Linked DNA regions of Homo sapiens: region 1 is linked to region 2. A link is a loop called in an ENCODE intact Hi-C map of the cell type or tissue named here. Cell type or tissue: CD4-positive, alpha-beta T cell. All regions are shown on one strand.

The links. A loop is a pair of places that touch in the nucleus more often than their neighbours do. Peaks named below come from ENCODE experiments on the same cell type or tissue, not always from the same donor. Only the 100,000 strongest peaks of a DNase experiment are listed, where the experiment ranks them.
Region 1: it touches region 2 in a loop (1.9-fold over the local background); 2 of 110 quality-filtered maps call a loop at or near these places.

Annotation. Positions count from the first base shown.
Region 1 is chr14:91,781,195-91,789,194 of GRCh38, forward strand. TC2N (tandem C2 domains, nuclear) reads right to left here. Exons shown (of 12, transcript NM_001128596.3): 10 at 6,319-6,433; 11 at 3,968-4,167; 12 at 1-2,016. The coding sequence ends at 1,906. Among named protein-coding and RNA genes, the nearest start is that of CATSPERB, 53 kb to the left of the region's middle. In CD4-positive, alpha-beta T cell, no CTCF peak of the experiment used is centred here; no DNase peak of the experiment used is centred here.
Region 2 is chr14:91,481,145-91,489,144 of GRCh38, forward strand. It overlaps PPP4R3A (protein phosphatase 4 regulatory subunit 3A), which reads right to left. Exons shown (of 15, transcript NM_001366432.2): 3 at 4,488-4,586; 4 at 432-1,049. Among named protein-coding and RNA genes, the nearest start is that of PPP4R3A, 25 kb to the right of the region's middle. In CD4-positive, alpha-beta T cell, no CTCF peak of the experiment used is centred here; DNase peaks (open chromatin) are centred at 3,247 and 3,827.

The DNA.
Region 1 (8,000 bases), 300 kb after region 2:
AATAAAGCCCGTTATTTATTATCTAAAAGCCAGTAAATACATTTACTTCTTTGGTACCCATTAAAATAGTTGCATTTGCAGAGGATGTTTAGGGCAGCGAAACTATACTATATTATAATGATGCATACATATCATCATATATTTGTCCTCTAGCATGTATAACACCAAGAGGGGACTCTAATGTAAACCATGAACTTTGGATGATAATGATGTTTCAGAGTAGGTTCATTGATTGTAACAAATGTACCATTGTGGTGCAGGATACTGATAGCCTGGGAGGCTGTTGAGGGCTTTGTCAGGGGAGAAAGGAAATCTCTATCTTCCTCTCAATTTTTCTGTTAACCTACAACTGCTCTAAAAAAAAAAGTCTATTTTTAAAAACAATTTTTAAAAGTTGTATTCGTCTCAGATTCAAAATATTATCACACAGGTGATTTATCTTAAAAATCCATGTGAGTACTGACCTATATGTCATTTTTTGCAAATCTAAAACAAAAATATTTCAAAATGTTCAGTGGCAGAGAGTACTGGTACCACAAAATCAGAGCAGTAGAAGCAAAGGGGATATAAGATGTGGACATTTTGTAGCTTGAGGAGATGGCACCTAGGGAAAAGAGAATTAAGTGTTTATTTGGGAAAATGTTAATGATATACACAGAACATAGGAGCTGGAATAAAGAAGGCATGCTTAGGTTATAGCAAGGTATACTCCTGGCCTAAAATATCACCATCTTTCTCTGCATGCCTGGGACAAAGTAAGAATGGGGGCAGAAAAAAAGGGAAGACTGAGAACACAGAGCACTTAGTCTACTTATTAGCAAAAATAAAGTGAGATTTTCTAAAATCAGGTATAATGTCATCTGCCTCTCCAAAAAACTGTTCTTTTTGGCCACAGTTCTTATGGTCAATTAAGCTGAAATTATTTCCAAATACTGAGTTCTAATAAGTACTGGAAAGAAAACTGCAATAGAAAATATTTGTTACACAGTATAATCAGGTATGGTTATGAAAAAAATGAGAAAATACTCAAACACGGTAAATTATAGAATAATCTAAATTTTAAAAACTAAAAACGAAGTGATTATCATAAAATACTGAATTTTCTATTTAAGCTCATTTAATTCTGTGAATTAGGATGGACCATATGGATGATACTCTTATTTTAACTCCAAATAAAACAAATAGTAAAATATTTGAGGGAAGAAAACAGCAAAGTATGTATATTCTGGGTTTCCAATTAAACTTCAACCTTCTGGTGTTTTCAATTATTCCTGCCAAAATGTAGTTTTCTATTTCTGAAGTTTTTTGGAGATAAGTAGCTTACAAAGGGATAATGTGATGTCTTATGGGTAAAAAAATTATAAAACACAGGGCACAAACTTTCTCCAAATATAGAAAATAGTTGAAATGGTTCAATTCATTTTTACCGGGAGAAAATACATAGCAAGAGGTAAACAGTGGAGCCAAGACCTAATCAATAATGCCTAGCACTGAAATAATGGTAAAGTCTTCTAAATGCCAATAGTACTAACAGAGACTTGATATACCAGGTTTTGAATATCTAAGTAAAGCTTAAAATACAAAAGCGAAAACATAATATAGAAAGAACTATCTATGGTTGATATTCTCACAGACTTTATAATTTATTTAGTCATCCTAATAATACTTTGATTTTACTGTCTGTGTCTCTTGTTGCAGTTTTAAAACATTTCCTTTACTTTGGATATCTGATAAAATTCATTACATTTTCTTATCAAATTTTCTATCAGATACATTATATACCATAATTATAGCCCCCATAAATTGACAAATTTGTTGATTTGCCTCTTCTCATTGGTAGCAAATTGAAATCATAAGTCTTCTAAAAGAATGTCAAGTTCTTCACCAAATTAATGTGTGAAGTCTTCAAGATGGATTTAATTTGTGCCACCTGATAACAACCTTTTCTGGATTTATTACTGTCTCTTTCCACTGGTTCACTGCTTCAATGTTATTACTGTCTTCACTTATCCAAATCTGTAAAGGAAAGTATGTACAATCATTTAACTTGACACAATAATAATAACTACATTCAGACAGTTAGTTACTCTTACTGATGGAAGAAATTTGGAAGTTTGCTTTACATATTTTAAATTAAACATCTTTCTTTTTTCCAAAAGTCAGATTGATTTCTCTATTTGACATTTAAATGCTAAAACATTTAACCTGCTTAGTCATTCTGAAGACTAGTTTATAAGGTTCAGTTCAAAAATTCAAGGTGAAATATTACAAAATCATTTCCCCTAGAACAGTTATTAGTATCCTTTCCTATTCAACAAATCTAGGAGCTCAACTTAAAACTGATCCCAACCACTCAAAAATATTTTTGTAAGGATAATTAAACTGAGGCTAATCATGATTCAAATTAGATTGGTAAGGAATGTGCATTTTAAATCACCTTTTACAAGAAATAAAGTGTAATCTTAATTAAAATCTAATAGTCATTCTTGATCAATAGTAATTTCATAGTACCCATCACTTATGTAACTTAAATACTACATGTGAATGTATACATAGTATTATGCAAATTGTACAAAAGACATCACAATAATTATATTATTATGAAGACAAGGAATAAAAAAACTTGAATTTTCATCTTACCTCTAGCACTAACAAATGCTTTTACCTTGAAGTTAACTTCTCTGAGATTCAGTTTCTAAGAGATTGGAGCAGGTCATTGGTTTCAACCTTTTTCCTTTTCTTTCTTGGTCTAAAGAACCTTCCTTTCAAATGAAATCTTACAAATAATCCCAGTATGTAAAACAGACATTAGAGTACTTTCGTTGATACAGGGGTGGAAGACCTTGAGTTCCCCTTTGGCTACCCCATCATAGTTCCTCCTAAGGCTATACCAGATAAGCCATACGGAGCAGATGACCAGCAAGAACCTTTCCAGAATTATTATTCTAACTAGAATCTTAGCCAAGAGAATGGAATCACCACAAATGTTATCATGAAAATCATCTCAAGTAAATTTCCTATTCCATTCATACCGTTAAGTTGAGGCTCGATGATATACGAAAACTTTAACTGAATTGACTTCATAAAGGCTTAATGGTCTTCAAAATTATGCTGGTTATATGAATTCTTAAATTCAAGCTCTTTTCCAAATAATAAATGATAAAACAACATTTTAATTAGTATTTTACGTAAAAATATATATTAAAAAGTAAATCAAGGAGCTGATATCAATGTTTGAAAATTCATATATAATTTGAGGATTTCATGTAGACTGTTAATAATATCTTGTCAAGTTGAAGCTTTTAAACCAATAATATAGATTTTGGAATTTAAATGTGGTTCAAACAATCGTAATTAAGGTAAAAGATAATGGACAGCTACCACTAGTCTATTCAGAGTAAGGAAAGGAAACAAGTTCCTAGAGGACTGGCAAGTTAACAAGTGTTATGTTGTTTTATACAAATTGTACCAAGATTTTAAAATAATCCAGACAGTAGTATTAACTAAATAATATCACAACCACTGTTAAAATGGACATGTTCTAGGAATTCAAAACTAACTCAGGTAAGAGAATATAAAAAGTGCCCATGTTAAACATTAAATCAAAGATTAAACAAAATAAATTTGATACTCGAAGACTTAAGAAATTGATTTAAATACTTAATGTTCCCTCCTTCCACAAGGAACAAGTCAGTAGTACTGAAAAATTGATAATTCTCATCGTTTTTGAAGTAAAAAAGCTCAGAAAAAAACATATTTAAAGATAAACCTGATTGCTCAGAAATTCCAACTATTTGTATTAAAGCAAAAAGTCTGACAAGTTTCGATTTTTGTAGCAATTGAATTTTGATTTATGATGCTGAAGAACTGTACTCTATTTGACTTTAATATTATCCTGTATTCCCTTTGTTAACTGACTGTTTAAATGCATAGAAAAATATAAGGAAGGATAAAAACTCCTACTAACCTGGCCCACAAAGTGTTTTCTTCTTACAGAGCTTCGACTGTAAAGCTTAATGAGAAAAACAATTTCTTTTTCACTCTGTATAAGTGGAAAAATCATAGTCTCTCCCCACTTGACTCTTCCATTGGAGGCCTTCAGTAAGCGTGTCTTTTTCTTATAAATCAACTCTCCCGAGCTAAACATTCCCACCTTCACGAAAAAACCTAAAAAATTAGAAATATTGGTTTATAAAATGTTATTCAAAATACCATATAAAGATGTGTATATACACATCCAAGTTGGAATATATATATATAACATTTATTGTAAAAAATATAGATAAGTCACTTTTAAATGTTTGATGAGCTACGACCATAACAGAAAACAGTTCTAATCAACTTTATAACTTTGGCCATACTTTACTACTGTAACTTTAAATGAACTTAATCTTTCTGTGGCTGAATGCCATTAAAGACTGGAAATGGAGGCATAAACAACAATCACAGTAAAAGAGTGCACACTGAAAAGGATCACACTAAAGAGAGGTACCAATCTTTTGGACAGCTGGAGGTATTTATTTCACAATTATATAGGTAAAATATAAAAGACTCCAGGAGTTAAGTATATGCCCACTAGATAAAATCTGTACTTTAAATTTGAGATGTATAGAGCTTCCAGTAATGGCAGAATAGCTTGTATAAACTAACCTTCCCATAAACAACTATTATAAACTTTGGAAAAAAATTTTAAAACACTAAAAGCAGAAAGAAACTGGAGGGAAGTCAACTGGTAAAAGACGGGAACTTCACTGGGTAAAATTCAGGTTGATATAGCTTTTCACCTAAGCATACTCCCCTATCTGACTGACACACAGTGCCTACAGCTCAAGCAGAAAGTACAGTCTGACTAATTGGAGGTGACAGAGCTGGGGTGCCAGGGAAGCAAGAAAGTGAGAACTCCCAGAAAGGTGGGAGCCACAGTGAGGGCTGAGATCCGACCGTCAGATTGATAGAATGAAGAGTTGTGGTCATCCTGATAAGCTGTTTTAAGGGAAGCCCGTCATAAACAGCATCTGTTGTCCTTGTTTCCTAGAATTAATTATATATAGTTCTGATGATTTATTCCAAGTTAGGTTTTATTTGCTCATTTTTCTTTTAGGATTCTCCATCTATCTACACAGGTGACATTAGTCTATAATTACTTTTTGTGTGTGCTATCCATTCTGTTTTAGTATCAAGAATATGCTGACCTCACAAAATTACTTTTTCCATCTTCTTTTCATGCTTTGGAACAGCTTATATACAACAGAAATTACATGTTCCTTGAAAATTTGGTAGAATCTCCCAGTACAATTACCTTGGTCTAGTGCTTTTATTAGAGGCAGTTCTTTAACTACCTTTTCATGCTTATTCTTTTATTCGGATTTTCTTCCTCTTCTTAAGATTCTACTTTCAACTGCTGAATTTCTCAGAAAGTCATTTATTTTACATAGATACCCAAATAAATCGGTATAGCTATATATGGTATTGCTTTATACATGATAGAATCTCTTCTGAATTTGAAATTATATCCTCTTCATTGCTCAGAATATCATTCATGTTTTCTCTATTTTTTCACTTGATCTCACCTTCTATAGATGTGTCTATTTTAATGATTCTTTCAAAGAAGCAGCTTTTAGTTTTATTGATTATGCCTTTTGTGGTTGTCTCCATATCTGTCACCTTCAACTTTAGCTTTAATACCTTACTCTAATTTCTTTGGGTTTGTTGTTTTTCTAGCTTCTTGAATTGAATGCTCAGTTTCATTTATTTTTAGTCTTTCTAGTTACGGTGAACATGCATTGCTTTTGCCTGCCCCCATACAGTTCCCTTCTTTTAGTAGGGAAAAGGGGCACTTCTGCCCACTCAAATCTCTGGGACTAGACAACCAAAGTATCACAACTCCTGGTTGTAGACAAAACACAGGGAGAGAAAAGTGTTTCTAGGTTTGTTTTTGATATATATATTTTTTACAATTAAGTTTCTAGTTAGCAGGGCATTCCACAAAGGGCACAGACCTAGAGAGAGGATAAATCATTTCAGGTGGTAAAATATAACTGAAAATCCTCTAGACATTCAACCTGTATGAACTGATGAGCTAAATAAAAAACAGTATCAAAGGCAGAGAGGTCATAACTGGATAACACTCAAGAGACCACTGTATTAAGGTAGACACAATGGCTAAAATTTGAAATCTTATAATTTTAAATTTAAAGTAAATAAGTTAAATAATAAAAGTTACTAAGATTTTAATCTCCATTGTAAGAAATGTAAAAAAAATACTTTCTATTACTAATACTTTCTGAAGATTCTACTTTGAACCACTGATATACTTACTCAAAGTCAGAGGTGTTGATGAGCTTGGAAGGTACCGTGCCTCAAGAATTTGTAACTGAATTCTGCTATTTACTGCTTGAAAACAAGTCCCCAATTCAAGTTCTGCATGGCAAACCTGCATATCAAAAAAGTGTCATTTGGTAGTTAAGAATAAAGTTTTTGAAACAATTCAAAAATTAAAAGATAAAAAGCTAAGGTTAGAAATTTTGAAAGTATTCCTTTCAAATGATATTCAAAACTATAAGTTACAAGACAAAGTTATGAAGATAAATATCATGAATTCTTTAAAGTACTCATTTGCATGGTTTCTGAAAATACAGGTTATATCTATGTACTGAAACTTCAAAATCTGTGACACCTAGAGCCAATTCAAATTAAAAGCAAATTAAATTAATAAGCAGTATCACTGAAGAAAATGCCAGTGAAATTAACACAAAAGGAATACACTTTCAAAACAACTAAATGTAGTCAAATTATTTTTAGAGAACACACGAAATATGATTAAAAAGTTACATATGAAAATCATCATTATTTTCTAATTATGGAGATCAGAGTAGGTGCTACCACAATCAGAAGACAGCAATAAACAGATCTGTGGATTAAGAGTGAATTACTATGCTGAATGGAAGCAAGCTAAAGAAAGCTGGCAAGAAGGAAGCTAGTCAAAGTGATGAGGCAGTAAATAATAAGGAAAAGGTCAAAGAAAACCTGAGGCAAACGGCAAAATGAAGGAGACTTAGAGAAGAGGAAAAATTAAAATGTGTTCTTCAGTACTGCTGACCAACAGCAGAAGAAAGTTGGTTATTTGTCTGTGAAATACAACACAAGCCAGACTACTTAGGTGGATTCCAAGGTCCTTGGACTGAAAAATAAAAGGGAGAATGGTTGTCCAAACACAAAAACACTATTGTTTACATGTTGAAAAGAGTAAGAATAGGAATAAAGTAGGAACATAATGTTCACAGATCATACTAGGGCTCAGCATAGACAGACACAAAGTCTTTGTTAGTACTGATTCCAATAAAGTTACAGAACAACTGAATGACACTTGATGAAGACATTTATATTTGACATTGCTCAGTATTCCCCAATAACTGGCTCATAGCTCATTGGGAAAAACAACAACAACAAAAAAACAACAAAAACTCCAACCTCTCCATATACATAACATTGACAGAAGCTTGGTGTTTTCTTAAAATATGATTCTGTATTTCAAACCAGTCATGCCATAAGAAATGAAGAGATAGAAAAGGAAAAGTGAATTGCTTAACAAGTACAAACTCAACTGTTGGAATTTAATTTCCCCTTGAAAAGGTCTAAATTGATGATAAAACTTGTTATTTGGCAACAAATGCTGACTTCTAATAAATAAGTTAATTTATTGCTTTTGACTGTAATCAGAATGAGAATGAACTAACAACTTTTCACATGAACTAATTTGGTAGCCATAAAAAAAAAACCTTTGCTGATTGAAAAAAAATTGCTGTCCTTGGCATTTAAAAAATATATTTTAAAAGATAGAGTCATACTGTTTATAAAACACAAGGGAAATCATGGTTAAATTTTTTTATTATTTTTTATTACAGTTTTGTACCCACAATGTAATAACACTTATGAAAACACGTAAAGGTGGCAAAACGTCTCTTATTGTTACACAATTGTAGAGTTCACTCTCATAAAAC
Region 2 (8,000 bases):
CAGTATGACAAACTCCATCTCTACAAAAAATACAAAAATTGGCTGGGGGTGGTGGTGCACACCTGTGGTCCCAGCTACTCAGGAGGCTGCAGTGGGAGGATTGTTTCAGCCAGGGAAGCGAAGGTGGAGGTTGCAGTCGCTGAGACTGCATTATTGCCCTACAGCCTGGGTGACAGAGCAAGACCCTGTATCCAAAAAATCATCCCCTCATACCATTTCTTCAAACTACATTTGTCACACTTACCTCTCCTACCCCAGATAGAGTAACCTTCTGGTCTCGTATTATTATTGTATATTATAATCTCTTAAAATAACTCACAATACTTAACTTTATACATTAACAAAATTAAAACTCAATGTATGTATTTAAAAGGAGCAAATTGTTTTCGCTGCATCTCTTGAAATATGAAAAAAGGAATGATCTAACTCACCTGCAACATGCCAACAATCTCTACCTTATTGAAAAAGATAAAAGAGTGAAGTGTTGATAACATGTTTTCTTCAAAGACCGAAGGAGTTGGTAGAACCATATCTTGTATATACTGAACTCTGTATGTCTGATGAATTTTTTGTTTCAGCTCAGGATCTGATATGGGAATCACTTCTTTAAACTTGGCTGTTTTTGTTAGAAATTCCCTGTGTTTTCGTGGTTGTGATAAAGCAGGATCATATTCTAAACATCCAATGACGTCCATTATACATTCTTCAGAGAACATAACTTCAAAAAGAGCAGTTCGATTCAAGAGAAAGATGCCTTTGATAATTTCATACAAGTGGTGCAGTCCTTCAATATTTTCCAAATCTTCACACACATGAAAAAGCTCCAGGAGCTTTTTAATATAACCCTCATTTTCTAGTGCCAGTGCAAGTTTTTCACGACGAAGAGGTGAAGGTAAAGATGATGCCACAAGTTCTGCAATTTCTTCAAGGCGACTTAATTCACAAGATGGCAATTCTAAGCCTGGCGATGACATATCATCAAAACGCTCCTCTTCAGATTCATCCACAAGGTCCTGAGTGATGTCCACGGAAGGGTCCTTTCCTTGAACCTATGAAAAAAAATTTAATTGCTGACAAAATAGATAACAGGTGACCAGCAAACCTAAATGCTACTCTAAGATGAATACTAGAAATGTTGTAAGAAACCTATAATGGTCATTTTCAAGACAAAACTGCCTACTTTTCTACATTACATTTCTCCAAATATGTATACTTTCAATTTTAAGGAAGTTAGTCAAAGTTCAAAAACAGAATGAGCTTCCCTATAAAGTATGAGGTCTGCTGGCAAGAACAACTTTCTAGGACAGGCTAAACTAAGTGAGACTGTTACGAAACAGCCCTCTGCAGACCCACAACATAGAAGCCTGATGCTAAAACAGCCACTAACATCTCATATCCCTGGCCCTCTTTTCCAGCAGACCAAGGCAAGTCTCAGAAACAGTCCTAGGACTGTGCTAAAGGACACTGCCACCACCAAACTCTTCAATATTTAACTCTGAGGTGAAGACCAAATAAACACCAAATATCATAATGTTATGATCACAGAAAATATATATAATTATAAGCAAAAAGGAAAATATTTAACATCAATTGATTGTAGAAACCAAGGGCCAAAGAGCATGAACAAACTGGCTTTGGACCAAAGTGAGTCACTGATCTTCTATAAATACTGACAGCCCAAACACAGGATTTAAAAAACACTAGGCAGAATACAAGTGTACCTACATAAAAATGAAGCCACATATAAAGTAAATACAACCTATATGTAGTAGAGTTATTCCCAAAAAAGGTCTGCTGAAGGTTAAGTAACCAAACCACGAAAATATTTTCCTTTCTACACACCCTAACCTGTAGCCTTCATGATCCCTCTAGGAGCCTGAAAATCTGTCATAAAACCTAATTTTATGCCACTGGAGGGGCTCTTATTATAAAAAGGTAACTTATATTGACTACATTTTAAAGTAAGGCATTTTTTTTGGTAACAAAAGGTCAAGGATAAACTTTGAAATGAAACAAATTTTGTTATCTTGGCCCTAGAATTTGGGACAGTGAACACTAAAGCAAGTAGAAGGCCAAGTAGAATGGTAAAGCAATGAAAAAAATTAGACCTTATATGGAAAAGCCAAGAAACTTAAATTGCTTAGCGTAATGAACAGATGCACTGATAGATACTAGAAAAGATGACGACCTGGAATACTTTTCTTGAAATGTGCTGCAAGGTGATATGGTCTTGACCTCAACCAAGTGGACAGCAGCACTGAAAGGAGGCAAGTCACATTCATGGCTTGTACCTGCATGGTCTCACACTGGCTCTGAATTTGTTAATTATGTAAGCTCTCATTATAGTTTTAAGTTCCTGATACCCAAACTATGACTTTATCCACAGAAAAATGTTAGATTTTGATTAGCAAACCAAATGAAAAGAGAGGAGTGCCCTTATTATATTAAGAATGCCATCTTTTTGAGTTGAGCAAATTGGTGAACATGGTTCAAGAAATAGAAAAACATTTAATATCTCAGAGAGCAAAATGTAATGACTTTCTTGGATCTAGAAAATGATTGAGAAGTTCAGACAGAACCCATAAAAAGAGTGACTGAGAAATGACACCTTGAACATAAACTATATAAAAGTTGAAAGGGAGTATCAGAAAAGAATATTAAAGCAGCTAGTGATAAAATTATTAAGATGATGAAAAACTTTATGATATTAAAGACCAAACAAAGGTAAAGATCAGACAATATTAAAGGAGAGCCAGGCATGACAATGACAAAGTGAGTTCAGGTTTGAGTTACACATTGGCATAAAGGAAGACTGTATCCAGAGTGGAAGTGTTTGATTCAGAAAGATGAGAGAGGAGAACAAGATTTGTCTGAATAACAGATGCTATTAACATAGCCTGAACTCATTAATGTCACCTCTCTCTCTTTGGGATAACACTACAAGACAAAATCTAGAGACATATGCTATAAATATAATTGTTGGATGGAAAGCAAAGAAAAACTAAAAAGATGGATGGTATTCAGATATAAATGTTAGTCCTTTCATGTTTCAGAGAAGGAAAGGGACAGCTTAACAGACAGGTTAATTTATGAAAAGCACAGCGAAGTAGAATATATTCTTGAAATAAATTCCATTAAGTCAAGGAAAAACTGTGCTAAGGACACTATATCTTCTATGAATGCTATAGCTGTCAAACTTTAGGGTGCATCAGAATCACCAAAAGCAGGGGGCGACAAACCATAGCCAAATTTGGTCTGCCACCTGTTTTTGTAAATAAAAGTTTTACTAGAAGACAGCCCCTCCATTCATTTATGTGCTGTCTATGACTACTTCCGAACTAGAACAGCAGAGGTGACCTAGCTGTGACAGAGACTATATGGCCTGCAAAGCCTTAAATATTTACTATCTTGTTTTTTACAGAGAAAAGTCTGGCCTATAGGGCTTGTGAAAACAGAATTCCTAAGAAAGGATTTTAAAAAACAATTATTGGACCCTACTTGCAGTTTTTGATCCAGTAGGTCTGGGGTCGGCGGGAGGGGTGCTAGTCTCAGAATTTGCATTTCTATCAGTTCCCAGGTCATGCTTGTGCTGCTGGTTTGAGGGCCACATTCAAAGGAATTAAGGAATCTGGTGAAGATTATTCTCTAGATAAAGTAAACATGGAGATGGAGAAACCTTCTCTAGAAAGAAATGGCCTAAGAAGTGTATAACAAGAGCCAACAGCATTAGCTACTAGAGCACATACAAATGCAAATTCACAAAAGATTGTGATTATGTCACTAGGGAAACTCCAGAATAAATTAAGAACATTCGAGCCTAGAGGCACGGTAAGGCTGAATAGTCAGTCAACAGCCATACTGCTCAAGACAAGTACAAGGGTGGGTTTTCTTTCAAAAGCCACAAGAAGTTATGAACAAAGAGTGATGTAATCAGACTTGCATTTTTAAAAAGATCACCTAATTGCTCTAGCTAAAATGTTGATTTAGGAAGATCAGTCAAGACAAAACCAATAAACCAGGCAAGAAATGATGGTGGCTTGGAAAACTACAAAAGTAAAAATGAAGATAAGCCAATGGATCTAGATTTATTATCGAGGGACTGAATGGATAAAAGCGATGATGGAAGGATAAACAAGATCCACAAGTTTCTGATTTCAGCAACTGCATGGCACTTAGAAGGAGATGGGATAGATATATGTGAGAAGATTATGTTTGGTTTTGGAGTACTAAATTTGAGATGCTAGTGAACATGAAAAGAGAAAGTTTCAAAAAGGCAGGTGGATATAAAACACTGGAGTTCAGCAAAGGTATGAGCTAGAGAGTTTAGTGTCAATAAATTACACCTTCCTTTAAATCAAGTTCAAAGACAGCAGTGAATTTAAAAGATCAATTTGAAATTTATTTAAACTCTTGGGCATTAGTTGAAAGCATGGCAAAAAACTAAACACTTAAAGAAAGCATGTTGATTTTTTTATTTAAAAAATTACCTGACATATTTTCTCCCAAATTTCATCACATCCAGCTTTTTCTTGAAAGCTAAGGGCCAAGTCATAATTTTCTGCTTCAGACCACACAATCAGAGTGTCCTTTGGAGACATAAAAGGAGTCTGAATGATTAACATACACTATCACAAACGAAAATGAACAAACAAAAGGAAATAAAACTGTGCTCATTTTTACTTTTTGCAACACTAATACTGGCAATTATCAATGTCTTTCTTTTTCAAAACAATGACTTTTTACACTTCACTTCCCCCAATCTATAAAACAAAAATAATGTTTCCTTAAGGACAACTTAAACCAATATATGAAATATATTCTTTTCATGCATTGCAAAAGATAAAAACAAAACATTATACCAATTATACCAACGCTATCCGAGCATACTGACTTACATTTTATGCTGTCATTAAAATGTCCAAAGAGGAAATCTAAGCATAAAATAGCTAGGGCATGTTAGGACGATAGGGTTAATAAAACTCCTTCTCTCTTCCCTCTATTGTCAGCAGGTGTTTTTCACCAGGGGCCTCTGAGGTCCATGAAGCCCTTGAAATTATTGGCTACATTTGTAGTACGTGAGCATTTACCTATACATAGGTTTTTTTGTTTTTTTTTTTAAACTTAGCAAAGTGCTATGGTTCAAGAAGCAGCAAACTCCTAGCACCTACCACCCTTTCATTCCTATTCAGAACTTCTTAGTTTCATTTTTTGTAGAGATGGAGGTCTTGTCATGTTGCCTAGGCTGGTCTTGAACTCCTGGCCTTGGGCCCTCCCGCCTTGGCCTCCCAAAGCACTGGGATTACAGGCATGAGCCACAGTGCCTGGCCATCTAGACAGAACTTTAATGAAAATTTAATGAACAGTTCAACAGTTTTTATTAAGATGTAATCTCAGCAAGACACTGCACATACAATACTTACTGAGACCATTTTATATTCCTCATAGTACCAAGAGCATATATTCTACAATATGCATGGTATAATAAAAATATTTGGCTGGGCGTGGTGGCTCACGCCTGTAATCCCAGCACTTTGGGAGGCTGAGGTGGGCGGAGGTCAGGAGTTTGAGGTCAGCCTGGCTAACACGGTGAAACCCCATCTCTACTAAAAATACAAAAATTAGCCGGGCATGTGCCTGTAATCCCAGCCACTCGGGAGACTGAGGCAGGAGAACTGCTTGAACCCAGGAGGCGGAGGTTGCAGTGAGCTGAGACTGCCCCACTGCACTCCAGCCTGGGCAACAGGAGCAAAACTCTGTCTCCAAAAAAAAAAAAAAAAAAATAGAGAGTCAAAATATTTATAAGGCCTAATATATCCTTTTGGCAGGGTGCGGTGGCTCATGCCTCTAATCACAGCACTTTGGGAGGCCAAGGCAGGCGGATCACCTGAGGTCAGGAGTTCAAGACCAGCCTGGCCAACAGGTAAAGCCCCGTCTCTACTAAAAATACAAAAAAATTTTAGCCGGGCATGATGGCGGATGCCTGTAATCCCAGCTACATGGGAGGCTGATGTGGGAGAGTCACTTGAACCCGGGAGGCAGAGGTTGCAGTGATCCGAGATCGTGCCACTGCACTCCAGCCTGGGTGACAGAGTGAGAGTCCGTCTCAAAAAAAAAAAAAAAAAAAAAAAATCCTTTCAAATCTTACTGGCAATAAATAAATATACATACTGTTTGATAGCAATCAACCATTTCAAAAAAGGATCCTCTCATTGAGAGCAATCTATAAATCATCTCATACAAGAAATACTGAATGGTACTAGGGAGAGTTACATTTAATGGCTAACTTCAAAATCTGAAGGGCTATGTCACTCAAGTGTTTTTTCAAGCTGGTACAAAGAGAATTTAGAAGAGTAAAGTTAGATGGATTTGAATATGGTATAAAGAAAAAAATAATTCAATCTGACTAGCAAGTAACCAAAAACAGCCATGCAAAGGCCGACTGGGTATCCATCAGGATGATAATGGTTCCTGTATTGAGAAGGAAAGATGACTAGCTTAAGGTACCTTTAAGGACCTATGATTCTATTGCAGCAGTTTCTAATCTTTCTCACTAGGCAAGGACACTTCTGTTTTTTTTTGTTTGTTTGTTTTTTGAGATGGTGTCTCTATCACTCATACTGCAATGTAGTGGTGCCATCAAGGCTCACTGCAGCCTCTACTTCCCTGGGCTCAGGTGGTCCTTCCACCTCAGCCTCCCAAGTAGCTGGAACTACAGGCATGTGCCACCATGCCCAATGTTTGTATTTTTTGTAGAGGCGGAGTTATGCCATGTTGCCCAGGCTGGTCTCAAACTCCTGGGCTCTAGAAGTGCTAGAATTATAGGCGTGAGCCACCAACCCCAGCCAAGAACACTTCTTAATGTAACACAAATGGATTCCATGTTTAAAAATGTGTCTAAGCAAGGCACAATGGTGTATCCCTGTAGTCCCAGCTAGTTACGGGGCTGAGGAGGGAGGATTGCTTGAGGCCAGGAGTTGGACGCTGCAGTGCACTATGATCACACCTGTGAATAATAGCCACTGTACTCCAGCCTGAGCAACATATCAAGACCCCATCTCTAAAAAAAAAAAAAAATGAAAAATTTATCTGCCAAACTGCATATTAACTCTGTTCAGTCATTTATATAACTGTCAATCATGAGACCAGTAGTCTCACTGGACTAAAGTGCTGCCAGCCAGAAATAAACAGATAAGAATCTGATTTGGTTGTGCAGTATTACTAAGTCTATAATTTTTATTCAGAATTTTGGAAAACACCTCAAACTCCACTTTTTATACTATCTTAAAGGACTTCCATATATCACAGACACCAGGCAGGCAATCTGATCCAGACTGAGTGGCAATTCAAGCTCAAAACTATTAACATTCTAAGATCAACATGCCAAAAATTGGTAAGGTTTCATTTTTAGTTTACCTTTATAATTCACCAGAACAGAACAAATGGTAGAAGAATTTGCAGTTAATCTATAATTCTGGCAGCCTAAATACTTTACAAGGTTATCTGCTCAGTAAATACTGAGCACTTATTATAAGGCTCCAGATAAGACAAAATTAAAGTTATGTTATTTTCCCTCAAAATAGCATGGAATGAAAATACTAAGAAATTTAAGAGGTAAAGAGGCCACGGTATAAATTCTAATACCACCATCTATGTGGCAGGTAATGCTTAGAAAGTGAGGTAACCTCTCTGAGCCTCAGTTTCCTCATCATTAGGATGGGAAAGATATATACTGTTATGAAAACTAGTCATAATATAGATACCACTTTTTTTTTTTTTTTTTTGAGATGGAGTCTCGCTCTGTCGCCCAGGCTGGAGTGCAGTGGCGCAATCTCGGCTCACTGCAAGCTCCACCTCCCAGGTTCACGCCATTTTCCTGCCTCAGCCTCCTGAGTAGCTGGGACTGCAGGTACCCGCCACCACGCCCAGCTTATTTTTTGTATATTTAGTAGAGACGGGGTTTCACCGTGTTAGCCAGGATGGTCTCGATCTCCTGACCTCAT